2 separate regions of the Homo sapiens genome follow, and region 2 is linked to region 1. Evidence: chromatin contacts called from ENCODE POLR2A ChIA-PET data. All regions are on one chromosome and are shown on one strand. Each heading gives the region's core, a stretch centred on a gene start or an enhancer-like site at or near the end of the contact. The rest is flanking DNA. Distances are from core to core; before and after follow the strand shown. Region 1 has its middle 96 kb from the start of SERTAD2. Region 2 has its middle 28 kb from the start of SLC1A4.

The links. ChIA-PET counts read pairs that join two places held with the same protein, here RNA polymerase II (POLR2A).
Region 2: POLR2A ChIA-PET joins it to region 1 with 11 read pairs in AG04449. The contact joins two enhancer-like sites. POLR2A ChIA-PET finds 5 or more read pairs at or near these places in 3 of 52 experiments (AG04449, AG04450 and K562).

Annotation. Positions count from the first base shown.
Region 1 is chr2:64,747,622-64,751,830 of GRCh38, reverse strand. No RefSeq gene overlaps it. Among named protein-coding and RNA genes, the nearest start is that of SERTAD2, 96 kb to the right of the region's middle. RefSeq lists silencers at 109-1,108, 1,440-1,509. Within about 2 kb of position 1,735, at least 36 of the 41 ENCODE cell types and tissues checked have a DNase peak (open chromatin) inside an H3K27ac peak, as active enhancers do.
Region 2 is chr2:64,959,167-64,963,375 of GRCh38, reverse strand. It overlaps the pseudogene RPL11P1. Among named protein-coding and RNA genes, the nearest start is that of SLC1A4, 28 kb to the left of the region's middle. Within about 2 kb of position 2,360, at least 2 of the 41 ENCODE cell types and tissues checked have a DNase peak (open chromatin) inside an H3K27ac peak, as active enhancers do.

The DNA.
Region 1 (4,209 bases), core at 486-2,985:
CCTACGGCTTCCAGCCTCCTCAGATCCCAGCACACAGCCCCGCCGGACTTCCCCCGGAGCGGTCTCCAAGAGTGGGCACTGCGTGATCTGATTCACTCCAAATCTGGCTGTCCCCCGGGAGTGGGGTTTGGCCGTAGGGGCTCCCCGGCAGCGCCAGGCAGAGTCTGAGCAGCAGCCGCCGCCTGCACGCAGAGTTAGGAGCCAGCCTCCGCCGCCGCCTCCTCCTGCCGGATCAGAGTAGGCAGCACAGCCAGTCCCCATCGCTGTCACGCAGCCAGCAGCGGGCCGCCGCCCCCCCGCGCAGCCCCGGCCCTCACACTGTTATTTGCGTGACTGACCCGAGCCGCGCGGGAGGGGAGGGCTGGCCCGGAGAGGAGCTGGTGGAGAGGAGGAGGCCGGGCCCGCCCGCTCCTTCCCCTCTGGCCGGCTGCGGAAGCCCTCTCCTCCCCATTGGCCACACGCTCGCGTCCATCACTCCCGCGAGGCGCTCGGATTGGCAGAAGGCGCACTTCTGGAGCGAGGAGGGCCGAGTGACTCCGCGGGTCTCCGGCGCCTCCTCCTTCCCTCCACCCCACACTTGAACGTCCACCCACCTCTCCCCACCCCCCACTCCACTGCCCCCGCCCCGCTCGCGGCAGTGTCCTTAGAAGACTCATTGGGCCAGGGGTGCAGCCAGCCGCTTAACGAGCCGCGCCGCCATAGGTCGAGGCCCACGCCCGTCGGAACGATGGGCCTCACCATTGGGTAGCTCCGCTCCGCTCCGCCCCCTCAGCTCCTCACCCTCTCGTCGCCGCCTCCTAGCTCACCTCTTTCTCGGCCCCCTTACCCCGCCCGTCCCCGCCGCATCACCCCTGTCCAGCTGGGCGGGGATTGCTGTACGACTCTGTAAAGTCTGTGAGTCACTGCACAACCCATCAATCCAATTAAATGTCTTGAGCGAGCCGAGCAGGCGGTGCTGCCGCCCGCCGCCGCTCGCCCCGCCGCGGCCGCCCCTGCTCCTGCTTGCAGCGCCCCTCTGATCCATGGCTGTCTGTCTGTACTTGTTACGGTGTAACATCCTCCTCCTCCTTCTCCTCCTCCTCCTCGGGAGCCGCTGCAACTTCCCCTCAGCCAGCCTCCTCCTCTGCCTGGGGACTGCAAAGGCATGGGATAGACCCAGAGCCGCTTCCCTCTGTCTCCCCTCCAGCCCTCGCTCAATTTTCCCCCCTTTAAATTAAAGTCTGTTCCTCGCTCCTCGTCGTTTTAGAGATTTATTGGTTGGTCTATTATTTCCCCTGATTTTATTTTCCCTCTCTGGGGCAGAGATCGTAGGGGCCGGTGGGTTTATTTTAGGGAGGGGGCGCTCCATCACCCCACCCCTCCGTTTCTCCTTCTCCCTTTTCGGCCGTGACTTGATTTCCCCGCTCCTCTGCGCTCCCACCCCTCGAACTCACCGTCCTGTACTCGAGTGACGCACAGACACCCCCCGCCCACAGCCCAGACGCCCCCTCCCTCGCTGCCACCCCGACCCGTCTCGGAGCTGGACTGGGTGCCGACTTCTTCGCAGAAGGGTGAGTGCTGTGCTGGGTTGGGTGAGGAGGATCTGAAAAAATGTGGTGGCCGGTCCACTGTTGGGGAGGGCAGGGATCAGGTTGTGGGCTGCAGGTTCCCGGTCCGGCGTGGATTTAAGGTGGCGACTCCCTCCTTTCCTCCCTCCCTCGCTCCCGCTTCCTCCGCCCCTCAGCTCCTTATTCACCAGCCTTGCTGTATATCTAGGTATTGCCAGACTTCCACCATCGGGGCATTATAACGCTTATAAAACATTTGGTAATGGCATGCTTTCTGTCTTTAGGATGCTTAGAGAGCAGTGATAGCCACCAATGTGATCTGATAGATTCTATCACCTGCAAAAAGTGTAAAAGGGACGATGGGTACGTTTTCTTCTAATTCAAAGTTAAACTTTTATTCAATAAAGGCAAGGCAGAAAGGTATTTTTAATTTTAATGCGTGGCGATAGGGCAGCGATAAAGCAGAGAAAGACAGATTGTCTAGTGGCATTGCTTAGTGTTTTTATTTGAAAATAGTTTTATGGGTTCCCTATTGAAAAAATATCAAGTCCGTATCAAAGGTTATGAAGTCTTTGAACCTGTTGGGGGAAAGCAAGGTAAGATGGAAATCCAGCTTGACACTTCATCTTTAGCTCACCTCTGTTACAGGGAGGCATTACAACACAGAGTTTTAAATTTCTCAGTCACTGGACACAATGGAGCATGTTAAGGATATGAGAGAAATATGGATTATTTCTCTTTTGATATCCATCTTTTGTGTACTTCATTGCTTGTTCAGCAATGTCATACTACAGAATTTTGTAAAATTTTGATTTGGTTTCTTGGTTGTCCATAGCTCAGAAGTACAAATACCTGTCTATATATGCTTTATGAGGATGTTGCCATATGCATCTTTCATATTTTGTTTGAAATAAAAGTAAAAATTATGAGAAATAGTTGCTCAGAGTTGGCTTCTGAGGTTGCTTTTTAGAATTCAGCTGTTTTAAAATGGTATTACTCTTTTTGAGTCAAGTTCTGGGCTAGTTGTCCACAAGATTCAAATGAGGCCAAACCAAACATGTTTTGAAACATTAAAGTACAGGAAAGGCCTCTTAATAGTTCATTCTCTCCTTCTCTTTCAGAGTAACCAGAATAAGTTGTTACTAAATTTAATTTTAAAGAATAGACTGTTCCTGTACCGAAATCTGCCAAGTTGCTACAGAAATATTTCTTTTTAAAGAGCAGAAATGTGTTTATGATCAGCCCAAAGTAGTAAAGATGAAAAGTGACTTAAATGTAAATGCTGTCTTAAAGAAATGCTTGTCATAAGCCCCAAAACCTTCCAGAGTGTTTCAGGAAGACTTACACAAAACCTTTTTGAATTGTTTAGTAAATTTTATCATGTGACCTTTTTTATGAGTGTAAGACTGAATTATTGAAAGACCTCATAGCACAAGGGAGCCATGCTGCCAGAGTTTGAATCTTACCACCATCCCTCACTGGCTGTGTGACCTTGGGGGACGTTTCTAACCTGGCTTTTGTGGGTTTTGTCCTGTAGATGGAAAGAATGACTTCTCAAGGGGTTGTTGTAAGGTTGCATGAGAGTACATGTCACAGAGCACTCCAGGTTAGCTACCCCATCATCACCAGCAGTCTTAGAGAGGTGTCTAGTGTAGTGGTTAAGAGTAGGACCTCACGCTGGTTCATGCCTGTAATCCTAGCACTTTGGGAGGCTGAGGTGGGAGGATGGCTTGAGCTCAGGAATTTGAGACCAACCTGGTCAAGATGGTGAGATCCGGTCTCTACAAAATAATTAAAAAAAAAAAAAAAAAAAAGTGGGGCTTCCAGAACCAGATTCCGTAAGTTTAAACCCCAGCTTTTCCTCATTATCTTTGTGACCTTGGCCAAGTTAGCCTCAGTTTCCTCATCTGTAAAATGGAAATAATAGCACCTACTTCATAGGGTTATTGTGATCGCACAGAATGAGTTAATATATGCAAAGATCTTGAGTAGTCTTTGGTGCATCTTTGCAAGTTTAACTCTTATGTGCTTTGCATATCTTGAAATATGAATATGTTTTTTAGACAATTTTTTGTAAAGATAAATTTATTGTTATCAATAAAATAATCAAAATTTTTATCAATATGCCTAATGTTTTATGAGATTTATACTTTTAATCTAGAGTTTGTATGACTCTTTAAGAAATAGAGCTACTGGACCAGGCACAGTGGCTCATGCCTGTAATCCCAGCACTTAGGGAGGCTGAGGTGGACTTTGAGCCCAGGACTTTGAGACCAGCCTGGGCAACACAGCAAAACCCCGTCTCTACAAAAAATACAAAAATCAGCTGAATGTGGTGGCACATGATTGTAGTCCCAGCTACTGAGCCCTGGAGGTGGAGGCTGCAGTGAGCTGTGATTACGCCACTGCATGCACTCCAGCTTGGGCAACAGAGACCCTGTTTTTTTTTCTTTTTCTTTTTCTTTTTTTCTTTTTTTTTTTTTTTTGGAGACAGAGTCTCTTTCTGTCGCCCAGGCTGGAGTGCAGTGGTGCAGACTTGGCTCATTGCAACCTCTGCCTTCCAGATTCAAGCAATTCTTCTGCCTCAGCCTCCTGAGTAGCTGGGATTACAGGTGTGCGGCACCACGCCCGGCTAATTTTTGTATTTTTAGTAGAGACACAG
Region 2 (4,209 bases), core at 1,111-3,610, 210 kb before region 1:
CTACGACCACGTGACCAGTTGCAGAAACGAGAACTGTAATTGTCATGAGTATTTCCTCCTTATTGTGTTAAGAACGTGTTTGTGCATGTATACACTTGTACTAAGAAAATATCTTCATTTTATTTCCTTTCTTTTTCCTTTATCATGTGACATGAAATTTATTGACTTCACACCTGCATTTAAGTGTTGTTAACTTTATGTAATAGCATTTAAGGATTAGTGTGTTTCCAGTTGTAAAAGAATAGCTGTATTACGTTAGACATAATTATGACCGTATTATTGTCTTTATTTGGAGGATAAGTATGATTTCAGGAGGTGTTTATGGGTTCAAGTTGACAAAGGGTGGACTCATGATGGTTAATATTAAGTGTCAACTTGATTGGATTGAAGGATGTAAAGTATTGTTTCTGGGTGTACCTGAGTGTTTCTGAGTGTTGCCAGAGGAGATTAACATTTGAGACAGTGGACAGGGAGAAGAAGACTCACCCTCAGTGTGGGTGGTATCATCCAATAGGCTTTCAGCACGGCTAGAAAAAGCAGGCAGAAAGCATATTAATCTTAAATTTCATATATGCTTTTATGGTGTTGATACTACTTATGATGCCTAAATGTACAATCGTGTACATTTGTGCAAAAATGTACAAAAACTGGCAAGCTTTCAAGAAAATGACATTCAGTACTATGTCTGGTGATGTCAGAATTTTATATTTGTAAATATATTACAAATATATCAAAAAAAAAAAAAAGAAAGAAAAGAAGAAGCAGGCAGCAGAAGGTGGAAGGAGCTAACCTGCCTAGTCTTCCGGCCTTCATCTTTTCTCATGCTGGGTGCTTCCTGCCTTCGAACATCAGACTCCACGATTTTTGGCTTTTGGACTCTTGGACTTAGACCAGTGGTTTGCCAGGGGCTCTCAGGTCTTAGGCCACAGACTGAAGTCTGCACCGTCACCTTCCCAACTTTTGAGGTTTTGGGACTCAGACTGAGCCACTGCTGGCTTCCTTGCTCCTCAGCTTACAGATGGCCTATTGTGGGACTTCACTTTGTGATCATGTGAGTCAATTCTCCTTAACAAACTCCTTTTCTTTCTTTCTTTCTTTTTTTTTTTTTTTTGAGATGGAGTTTCACTCTTGTTGCCGAGGCTGGAGCGCAGTGGCACTATCTTGGCTCACTGCAACCTCTGCCTTCTGGTTTCAAGCGATTCTCCTGCCTCAGCCTCCTGAGTAGCTGGGATTACAGGTGCCTGCCACCACACCCGGCTAATTTTTCTATTTTTAGTAGAGATGGGGTTTCACCATGTTGGCCAGGCTGGTCTCAAACTCCTGACCTCGTGATCTACCCGCCTCAGCCTCCCGAAGTGCTGGGATTACAGGTGTGAGCCATTGCGCCTGGCCCAACAAACTCCTTTTTATATCTAGATATATCCCATTAGTTCTGTCCTTCTAGAGAACCCTGACTAATACACTTCCTCATGATCCATAATTTGTACCTTACCTTCTGGGGCTTTCGGGGACTTGAGTCTAGTTATAAATCTAGGAAAGAGAGAGGTGGTGGGGATGGGTTCTGCAGAGGATTATTACAGGATCTTTAGACAAAGGGGAACCAGTCCTCTCAGATGATGGAAGGGTTGCTTCTATTAGCAAAGAAGATTCAGCAGAACTTGGGGTTCAAGTTCCCAGCTTTACTGGAATCTCCCCGTATATCCCCTTCCAGTTCTCAGGGCCCCTCTCCTTCCCAATCAGTACCCTTACTTTAACAAAAGAGGTACTACATGGCTGCAAATTCAATTTGCCTTGTAATTCAGCCACCCACAAAATTAGACTTTGGATTTAGTTTCCCTGTGGCTATAGGAGATTAGGGTTTCTTTAAGTAGTCATTGGAGCTTCCAGATTCTTAATGTGAGCCTTGAGCTGGAAATTTGAAGTCCCGAGCTCATCATTTTCTTTCCTTATGTTCTCCAGCCCAATGAGAAGCATGTCCTCCTTATTTTCATTAAAAGGAACTACAGCCTCAAATGCTTAGTAACCTAGAGCCTAGCTTTCTATAAAACTTGATTACAGGTCTCTAAATGTAATAATTTTACATTACTGTCTTGTCATTGCAGGCCATAAAGTATCAGTGCCCTCTTTACCTCTGGAAATAGGCTCATTAATGCCTGTAAATCTAATCAGATCAGAAAATCAATTCTAGATAAGCCAGAACGAATTCAAAGAAATCATCCTAAGATTCTGCTCCTCTGGAACTACTCTGAGTACTGGATTTTTTTTTAAAGTGCCACAATTGACCTTTCAGTGAGAGAATTCTCCCAGTTGAGTTTAAATTCACAGAGAGCAGGCTCCAGACACCCACCACAGACTGAGTGTCCTCTGGCAAGGCTGATCCAAGACGGCCTTCACTTTGTTTATCCTCCTTCCCTCAGAACATCTTGTTTCTCCTGTAGGCTTTGACAAAATAGTTGAGTCTAAATTCTATAAATACAGGGTACTGAGAAGATGGTTTTGCCTGGGAACATTTTTTAAAGCCCAAAGTGTTAATAGGTGGTGTTGTAATTATCTCCTGTGTCCTATTAATTTCTGAGGTCCTGAAAGAACCACACTTATTCTTAGGAGAGATGTCTGATCTTGAAGTTACTGAAGAACCCCCAATTTTATCCAGGTATCGAGGACCTCTCTGAAGGACTCTGAGCAGAATTTAACATTCAGGAGTGATTTCTTTAAATTTTAATTTTATTTAAGAAATTTGGCTCTTCCTATTCTCCATGATGGTGCAGGATCAAGGTGAAAAGAAGATCCCCACTTGGGAACTTCACATCCACAAACTCGCCTCAATATCTGTGTGGGGAGGGTAGAGACAGACTGACCTGAGCAGCTCACAGGCCAGACCCCTGTGTTTTCCAAAGCCAAGTACAGCATCAGATCCTTCAGCATCAGGAGAAATGAAGAGATTGCCGTCCACTGCACACTCTGAGGGGCCAAGGCAGAAACAATCCTGGAGAAAGGTCTAAAGGTACAGGAATATGAGTTAAGAAAAGAAAAAAATAATCCCTCAGATACTAGAAACTTTGGTTTTGGGATCCAGAAACACACCGATATAGGTATCAAATATGACTCAAGCACTGGTATCTATGACCTGGACTTCAATGTGGTGCTGGACAGGTGAGGTTTTAGCATCGCAGACAAGAAGTGTGGGACAGACTGCACTGGGGACAAACAGAGTCAGCAAAGAGGAGGCCATGTGCTGGTTCCAGTGGAAGTGTGATAGGATTATTCTTCCTGGTAAAAAAGTTCCCGTTTCTACCCAAAAGGCCAATACAAAGTTTTCAGTGGGGAAGCAGGGGGAAAGGAAAAGAAACATAAAGTGTAATTCATAGGGCAAGATATATATATATATATATGTGTGTGTGTGTGTCTGTGTGTGTATATAATTTTCAGGCAAGGTCTCACTCTCACCCAGGCTGGAGTGCAGTGATGCAATCTTGGCTCACTGCAACCTCAGCCTCCTGGGCTCAAGTGATCCTTCCACCTCAGCCTCCTGAGTAGCTGGGACTACAGTCACACACCACCACGCCTGGCTAATTTTTTTTGTATTTTTTTTTTGGATGGGGTTTTGCCATGTTACCCAGGCTGGTCTCGAACTCCTGGGCTCAAGTGATCCACCCGCCTCGGTCTCCCAAAGTGCTGAGATTATAGGCGTGAGCCACCATGCCGGGCTGATAATTTTATTTTGGACTCTAGTTCCCATTAAACATTAACTTAAAAATTTTGGACTTTGGGTTCATTGGACTGAATTTAAAAAGTTAATTTTTAGGACTTTAATTTTCCTTGGGCATTTGATAGCAGCAAGGATGTTTATATTCAAATTTGGGCCCTCTCTATTTGTTAGAATTTTATTATTGGAGCATCTTTTTGTTGTCATTTAATTCATTGCAGAACCAATGATGGGCAGCATTAGATAGTGCGGCTGGATGTAATTTTAGATGAAAAACAGAATAAGCTTTGGTACAACTTGACCTTAGAACATGTGGCAAATTGTATTTTATGAAATTGGCCTTCGGTGAAATAAGCCAGACACAAAAGGACAAGCACTGTATGATTTCACTTTTATGAGGTACCTAGAATAGCGAAACTCCTAGAGACAAAAAGTAGAGTGGGGTTGCCAGGGGCTGGAGCCGGGGGGAATAGGGAGTTACTGCTGCATGGGTACAGAGTTCA